Linked DNA regions of Homo sapiens: region 2 is linked to region 1. The links are chromatin loops, found by intact Hi-C in ENCODE. Cell type or tissue: GM12878. All regions are shown on one strand. Each heading gives the region's core, and the rest is flanking DNA. Links, peaks and the distances in the headings are about the cores only.

What was found. Hi-C counts contacts between places; a loop is a spot of excess contacts. Peaks named below come from ENCODE experiments on the same cell type or tissue, not always from the same donor. Only the 100,000 strongest peaks of a DNase experiment are listed, where the experiment ranks them.
Region 2: a loop joins it to region 1, with 6 times the contacts of the local background. A loop is called at or near these places in 5 of 110 quality-filtered maps.

What each region holds. Positions count from the first base shown.
Region 1 is chr6:11,494,256-11,499,005 of GRCh38, reverse strand. All of the region lies in intron 3 of LOC105374928 (a long non-coding RNA gene), which reads right to left. Among named protein-coding and RNA genes, the nearest start is that of TMEM170B, 41 kb to the left of the region's middle. In GM12878, for the core only: a CTCF peak has its summit at 2,605 (motif pointing right); DNase peaks (open chromatin) are centred at 2,625 and 3,600; H3K27ac peaks cover 1,838 bases.
Region 2 is chr6:11,276,371-11,280,350 of GRCh38, reverse strand. It overlaps a transcript of NEDD9 not described here. Among named protein-coding and RNA genes, the nearest start is that of NEDD9, 46 kb to the right of the region's middle. RefSeq lists enhancers at 2,434-2,533, 2,544-2,593, 2,694-2,763 and a silencer at 2,661-2,955. In GM12878, for the core only: no CTCF peak of the experiment used is centred there; DNase peaks (open chromatin) are centred at 2,050, 2,580 and 3,050; H3K4me3 peaks cover 525 bases; H3K27ac peaks cover 2,500 bases.

The DNA of each region.
Region 1 (4,750 bases), core at 1,226-3,725:
GACAGACTCCAATATTCATTTATTGCTTTGCCTCAGAGCTATCTTAACTCAGCTGCCCTTTGCCATAATAGTCTGAAATAATCTAGATCACCTGAACCCACGGAACATCAAACCCATCCACTGCATCAATGACATCATGTTCATTGGCCAGAAGAAGCAAGAGGTGGCTAGTATGCTGGAGGTCTTGGTAAAACACTCATGCTCCAGAGAGGAAAAGATGAATGAGGATTTAAGGAATCCAGTGGTTAGGTTCATGCTGGAATATTCCCTCCAAAGCAAACGATAAATTGCTGCATCTTATATCTCATACCTCAAAAAAGAAGTGCCTGGTAGGCCTCTTTGGGTTCTGAAGGCAACTCATGCCACACTTAAGACTGCAGTTCCAGGCCAGGCGTGGTGGCTCACGCCTGTAATCCCAGCACTTTGGGAGGCCGAGGCGGGCGGATCACGAGGTCAGGAGATTGAGACCATCCTGGCTAACACGGAGAAACCCCATCTCTACTAAAAATACAAAAAAAAATTAGCCAGGCGCGGTGGCAGGCGCCTGTAATCCCAGCTACTCAGGAGGCTGAGGCAGGAGAATGGTGTGAACCCGGGAGGCGGAGCTTGCAGTGAGCCAAGATAGCGCCACTGCAGTCCCGCCTGGGCGAAAGAGCCAGACTCCGTCTCAAAAAAACAAAAAGACTGCAGTTCCAGCTCACAAATTGGGCAACATGATTATTGGCAGCTTTGAGTTGTGCCTGAAGCACAAAAAGGCTAGAGATGCAGGTCTGTCACCTGTGAAAGGGGAGGGAGAAGGAGGGTTAGTTAGGAAGAGTCTCAAACTGCAGTGCTGTCCTGCAAAAGTCTCAGCCAGCCCAACAGAGAGCTCCAGAGCAAAGGCTGCCTGTTGGAGAAGTTCCATGATGAACAGAAAGGGCCAGGCCCTGGCACGCCCACTGTGCTCATTAGCTGTTAAAGGTCTGCCTAGGAAAAGCATGGCCTCAGCTCAACTGCTGTGGCTAAGCAACCAGAGGCACTGCAACCAAGGCCATCACCTAACTGCACCCTCACAGCTAATCTACAAGTTCTTTCTTGAAGGGAGATCATAATAGCTCCATATCCCCATATTGGAGAGAATTCTCACTCTGCATTCTGCCAAGGAGCTGGTGTGTGTGTGCGTTTGTGTGTGTGTGTGTGTGTGTATGCACACATGTGACAAAGGTTTATTTAACTTATCAATGAATGAAGAAGGAGAAGAAAAATTACTATATATAGTCAATGAACAAAAAGAATGCTGGAATAAGACTGCAAGTGAAGTTGAAACTGGTAAATTATAAAACAACACAACTATAATCTGTAGGATTTATATTTCCTACTGGACAGAAATGAATTGCAACATAATGATCCTCCACAAGTTAACATTAACTTTACAAGAGTCTCACCTTCATCAATAGCAAATAATCAAAGTAACTTTCTTCCTGTAAAACTTCCCAACTGGGGGAACATTTGCCCTCTCCTCACCCCAGAGATATCTGACAATGTCTGGAGACATTTGTGGCTATCGCAACTAAAGGGATGAAGGTGTGCTACTGGTGTCTGGTGGGCAGGGGCCAGGGATACTGCTAAATGACCTATTACGCCCTGAACAGCCCCCACGGCAAAGAATTACCCAGACCAAAATTTCAATAGCGCCAAGACTGAGAATCGTGTACAGATGACACTTTTGACAGCTTATTAGGCAATGCTCTAGTATGACACCGAAAGGGCGTAAGAAGATCTTTAATGTTTCCTTCTGCTTTCACTTAAATGTAAAATTGGGATAATGATATATCGAAGCAACTTCATTTACGGTGAAGGATGATTAAATAAAACAATTGTGGTTGATTGTATTTTTACAAAGATGATGCACAAATATATATCCCATCCCACATGCTCTTCTTCTGACGTGACACTGACATTCCTGTATTGAGGGGTGGAGGCTATGTTCCCTTCCCTTGAACCTGGGTAGACGTTTGCAATTACCTCTATCAACAGAACACAGCAGAAGTGACATTTCCTGACCTCTGAGGCTGGATCATAAAAAGCAACACGGCTTCCTCCTGGCTCTCTTTCTGGGGACACCACCTTGGATGTTCTGAGCCAACATGAAACAAGTCTGGCTATGCTTGAGAAACCCTAAAGAGGGACTACATAGAGACAGAGAGAAGCTCCCACCCCAGCCTGTCCAGTCTTATCAGCTCAGACACCAGACACGGGAGCGAATGAGGCTTTACAATAACCCCAAGTACTGTCTGATTGCGATCTCATGTGAAAGAAGCCTCCAGGCAGAACCACCCGACAGAGCTCCTTCTGAATTCCTGGCCCATAGACACCGTGGGAGATAATAAATGATTTTGTTGTCTTAAGCTTCTATATTTTAAGATGATTTGTTCCATAGCAACAGACACTAAAACAACCATACAAAAATAGTCCTTAGCACCCTGCATGGAAAGTGAGTTAACTGGTCACTCTTGTGGGGTAGTTTTAGTATTTTTAAGTAATATTTATGTAGTATTTTTACTGTTTCCGTGCGCAAGAGGGCACACTGTCCGTTGACAGCCCTCATACATGGAGGTGTAATTTTCTAATCAAAGCACCAGGTGGAGCCAACCCCTAATTTTTCACTGTCCCTTTCAGAGGGTGAACTTGACAAAATGGAAAAAAGGCTTCAGAATCAAACTAGCATGTTTAGGGCGATGTGTTAGAGAATGCTCAGTATTCTAAATTCTCAAATTCTAAAACACAAGGAAGCTTATTTTGATGAATAACTCATCCCTAGGCAGGGTGTACGCACAAAAAACAAGAAAATCCTTTTTTTTCCTTTGTTAAATGCAACAGAGAAGGTTATGCTTTCTTTAAACCCTGAAAAGGAAAAGAGATCTGCCAGCCTATGATTTCTAAACAATACTGTACTTAATTTTTGCCATTATCTAGACACATAGCTAATGCAAGTCTCTGTTTGCTGTTTGCTTCTGACAGTAAGACAATATTTCTGAATACTGATTTATGGGACTCAGATAACATCTGTACCACAATTTTAGCTTAAACATTTTTAGGTTTACATGTTTTCTAGTCCTTTATTTTGTATACACGAATTTAATGCTCTAGTGGCTGTGAAAATGGGCCATGATTCCGATTGCAGGAAATCTGGGAACCAAATCCCTTAAAATGAATTGGGTGAACCAAATACATTGTATCTCCCTCTTGTCAGAGAAATTCAAAGCAGACTCTACCCATCAGCATTCACTGTAACCTGAGCAGGTTGGCAACCCGTCCTTATTATGATGATCTGCCAGTGCCTATGTAACTCCTGAAGGCTGATGCCTCTACCCTGAGATGGCTCAAGGATGGTTAGGGCAATAGAGCAGTGGTCTTGAGAATAAAGATGGTTTTGTGATCCGCTTATCTGATTAGAGGTTTATACTATAAAGTCAAGGCTTCATAGCCTGGTAGGGGATAAATCAAATGTCAGAAAGGATGGAGGCAGCTTGAACTCTGAAGAGCTGATTTTCTGAGGGTATCCTACAACTTTGACTCCACCCATACCCTAGCTGACCTGTCATCTTGCTAATTAACCACAAGAACTGAGGGAGAAAGTAAGGTGTGATCAGCTCAAGTAAGGCGTGATCAGCTCAAACCCTATCTATCTTATGCTGGGACTAACACAAAAGAAAGCCAAACACAATTATATGGTAAATCAGTAGAATCATGTTCCTACCTAACGTGTGTCTGTCAGGGATGAGACTGATTCCCATGCTTAACTTATGGCCCTGTCTCATCACTTTGTGCTCATAGAATGTATACGTGACATATTTTTCTTTGACACACTAGTACTGGCAAAGGCTGTCTTCTTTGGCTTAACCACAAATTGTGGAGCATGAGAGCCTCAGAACATCTCCAATCTCTCCCAGCTAGTTTCGGAAATTCCCAGGGACAATTGTGCACATGCTCTCGAGAAGTTCCCCTGGATCCTCAAAACAGCCTTGTGAATCCACAGTAGCTATGGTGACAAGCCTGCTGCAACTCTTTAGAGGGTACTTGGCTGGGTCCCACAGTCACTGATACTGACAGCAGGATTTTCGGGTCACTACTAAGCACTTCCCACAAATGGCCATGACCTCATTCCATGCACTTGGTAGCCTGTCAGTGCAGTGGCTAGAGTGTGATGAGGTAGGCAGGGAGGCAGCCTCTGTCCCTGTGACTATTATCCTCCATTGCTAGGCTGTCTTCTTGGGGCTCATCTCCTTAGGGTCCTTTATCATGTCTATGAGGGCCTGTTCAGGCATACAGCAGTATGAGCAGCCATTCGTACTACCCAGTCTCTCCAAAAATGACGAAAAACCATGTTTTGTGGCCCAGATCTGTATACTCTACCTGGGGATGACTTCTTCCTCATAAGGCATTCACTCCTCAGGCAAATAACATACCATGGTAAGCCCACCCTATTGCCCTTGCACCTCCGATGCACCCACATTAGCAGGCTCAGCCCATGCTAGTTCCCAAACTGACCTTGGATTGTTCAAGCAACTTTAAACCCAAACCTACAAAGCTGGTGTGCAGCTCACAGTTTGATGACTATGTAAATTACATCCTGAAATGTCTCTACTAAACATGTGACTGGACACATCTGAATTTACAATGGGCACACGGCATCTTGGTTTCATAGGTGAAAGACTCTGAATAAGTACCTTTTTGGCAATAGTTCAATCTGAAGTGGATTAAGGCAAGA
Region 2 (3,980 bases), core at 1,292-3,791, 220 kb after region 1:
GGACAACAGCCCACACACCTCACAGCCAAGTGGTGGAGTGAACAACCTTGAGATGTTAGTTTAGTTCCTTGGCCCCAGGGTACCCAGTGTCTGATGGAATTGGAAAGCTAAGGTCTCCATACATCTTCCCCTTGGCATGTTGTTTCTCAGCTGGAGGTAATTGCATCCCCCACAAGACACTGGCAATGAATAGAGACATTTTTCACTGTCAAAAATGGTGGAAGGCATGCAACTGACATCTAGAGGGTAGAGACCAGGGATGATGCAAAACATCCTATAATGCACAAGGCAGCCCCCACCATGAAGAATGATCTGGCCCCAAATGTCAATAGGCCAAGGATGAGAATCCTGCCCAGGCAGGAGCTGAGCCTGGACAAGGCTGTAGCTGCAAGACCTTTCCCGGGAGCCACCCACGATGTTTCTCTGGGACATCTTTGTTTTCAAGGTGAGCTAATGCTGAAATCTGTGTTTTCAAGGTAAGATAACGCAAAACAGTGCTAGAGTCCTTGAAGAACTGGAGGGAAGGAATAAGCAGCAATGGAGTTTCAGGGGTGCGGGGAGCGGGAGGAGATGAGAGCTGTTTGTTTGCAGTGGGAATGGCAATTGTTGAATTTCCCCTTGCCTGGCCCCGGCTTCTCAACTAATGCAAGGGGGAGCCCTGAGCCACCCTTGATATCCTGCGAGCCATCCTCACATCACAACATCAGCTTTCGCAGGCAAGCATGTAAACAAGAAGACCAGCCACGAGAAACATAAGAAAGAAATAAAAGTTGTTTGGTCTTCTGTCAGGAACAGATTGTTGGAATATTCCAACCCCAGTCCAAAAAGAACAACCAACAATAACAACCGGGAGACCGCAGCCCACGCTGAGACACACGAAGCCTTCGCTTTTCCCGGTGCCGCGGACCGTTTCCAGGAGAACGCGCCGCTGGCATCGTCCTCTGTTTTTGCCATGGCCTGGGGAGCTCTAGTGTTTGTCCAAGCACCCGCATTAGGGCCAAGAAATATGAAAATGTCATCTGTGAGCATGAATCAGGAGCAAGTGAACTTCTCATCTGCTGAAAGTCAGCAGGTGTGAGTATTCTGACAAACATCTGCAGTCCTGCAGCAATTCCTCATTTATTTGGCATCAACAGATCAGCTGGAAATATCATATTTTAAGTGAATCTTCCAGATAGCTCAAGTTCACCCTATTAAAGAATATCCTTAATGATGTAGCCTTTTAGGGTGAAGACAACTTTCCAAAAGGTATCTATTGCCTTTACTTCAATCAAGTATATTGACAATATTTCTATTTTTTAACTGGCTCAGAATAATGAGTATAATGTAATAATAAAAATAATAAGATGTCTGCAGACCTAGGGGTAGTTTGCCCAGACATTAAATGAACCCAGATCAGAACCTTTTTCCCCCTGCTTTTTTTTTTTAACTCTTTATCCTCCCTTTGTGTAGCTGTCAGCTGCTACTCTTTACTTACATCTCCCGACCTGTCCATCTGTAATCCCTGCCTTCTAGTAATTGCCGCTGTGGGCTAGGACAGTGGTTCTGAATGTTGGCAGCATGCTGAAATCTCCTGGGTCCCATCTCCAGAATTGTGTTTTCACTGGCCTAGGCAAGAGGACAGTTTGCAACTCCCCAGGTGACTGTGTTGAGTAGCCAAGGCTGAGAACCACTGAGATGGGAAATCCAGTATCTTATCTGTTAGAATTGTGCACAAAATAAGAGTTAATATGATCTGAGAGATTTTCCTACAAATAAGCTTTAGTGTATAAACCTTTGGCATGTATTTTGAGCTCTTCGAATCTGCAACTTTCTCATTCTTAGCTGTACCTCAGCAATGTGACCTCAAGCTAGGAGAGAGGTAGAAAGGACCAGTGGTTAAGTGTTTGGGGTCTAGAGCTCAATTACCTAGGTTCAAACCTCAACTCTGTGGCCTCGAGCAAGTATCTTAACCTTTTTGAACACCAGCCTCATCTATAAGTGTTGGAAGGACTCAGTGAGTCAGTGCACAGAGAGGGCTGGGGACAGGGTCTGGCACGTCACAACACTCAGCACAGTCAGCGTTACAGGCAGGGTCTGGCAGGGTACAGAATTCGCTTCAGATGAACAAGGAGGAGAGGCAGAGGTGCGAACTGGGAAAAGAGCGCAATTCAAGGCTACTGTGGTTCCCAGAGGCTGGCGAGTGAGAAGCTTGACTAGCCTGGACAGGAAGCGGGAGGGGAAGAAGATGTGTTATGAGATCCCAGGGAAAGCTGAGGCTGTGGAGAGAAGCAGGGAGGCAGCAGAGAGGAAGCACCCGACTCCCATTCTCCCTCCAGCCTCCGACCTCTTGCAGGAGCCTCCCTCCCGCTGGCTGGATCCAGTGAGAAGCCAGGGAGTGGAAAAGAAGTGGCCCTCAGGCTCAGCTTCTCAAGAGGCAAGGCAAGGCAAAGGAAGAAAGAGAATGAATCTGGGTGGGTGGGAGGCAGGCAAATGGAGAAGAACCAGCCGAGTTAGCTATTACTAATCATTCCGTAGCTGGGAAGTCACCAAAGAAAGTCCCTATTGCCCTAGAGTGGGTGAACGCTACACAACATCCGCTGTAGAATCAGAAAGAGAATTGCCCCTCAAGTTCCCACATGCTGGAAGAAATGTGCCTCCACCACAGACCTTTAGCACCAAACTGAGATGGTTCAACACTGCTATGGGCAAAAGTCCAATTTTTTAAGATGTCCTAGCCTCCTTGAGAATCTCAGGGCTGAGGGCAACGTGCCTCATCCCTGTGGACTAGTTCGCGCTGCTCTCTGAGCCTTTTCTCACCAGCTGGCCTCTGTCTCTTTTCCACCCCCTGCCCATGCCTGTCAGAACTCAGACCTCCTAGCTCACTTCCTTTGCTAATTGAAACACATTCCTGAGCCCCATTTGTAACATGCTTTGGAATTTCTTCCTCCACCACTTCCCCACCCCCAAACGCCACCTCTCTCTTCTCACTCATGAATGTTGACCTTTTGTCTAATAAAAGCTTCATTCTTCCAACCTCCCACTATTGACTTAAGTAGCCATTCTTGGCTGTGTTTACATTTGCTCTCCAAAACCATAGTCTCACTACCTATCAAGTACTCAGTGGTGTAAGTAGAGGCAGAAACCCTTTTCTTCCAGCAGCTTCCATTTTAAGTGTAAGGACAAGAGACATTGCTCAGAGTGGCTGGTGGCTTTCCCAGTGGATGTCTTTGCAGCGTGATAGTTCCGCCCCATGCTTTGCCACTGCACCATATTACAAATGAAAATTAGTCACTTCCAGATGCACCCCCCGGGCATCAGAGCCCTCTTGTACTGTGCTGGTACACTTGCTTCGCTGCCTTGGAAACTCTGCAGTGACTCTATTTTCATTTCCATCACTAGTTTGTTTGTTTGTTTGTTTGTTTGTTTCCAGATCCTGTAACCAAAGAGCTATTCCTTTGCCAGGATCTAATTGAACTATTCATCCTTGTTCCTCCATTATGTTCCTTCCAAATTCCTTTGAATCCCTCTTTCCCATCACATATGCATTATGCTATAATAATGGCCACTATTTGGCTCTGTTTTCCCTTGGAAGCCTGGCACATGTTACTACTGTGCTCTCCTGAGTAAAGAGAGAAGGTGGAACCAATCCTGTTCCCCTCTGGTACTCAGATGCCCTTCTGCAAAAGCATCAGAATCAGGGAACCAGGACCTCCAGAAAGAGCTGGGTTTGAAGTTAAAAAAAATCCTAATGAGGTTTGACTTGGCAGAATTTTAAGCACTGATTTGGGTTCAGGTGGGCCAAAAGCGTGAGTAGCAGCAACAGCAGCACCCTCTGTGTACCCACTCCCTGCAAACCCCTGTTCTAGGCCCTAGGAATTCCATCAATCCCTACCCTCAAGGAACTTACATTTTAGATAAGGAGAGAAGACTCAGCATGTGTGCGCGTGCGCACACACACGTGCACACACACATGCACGCACACACACACGTGCACAGGT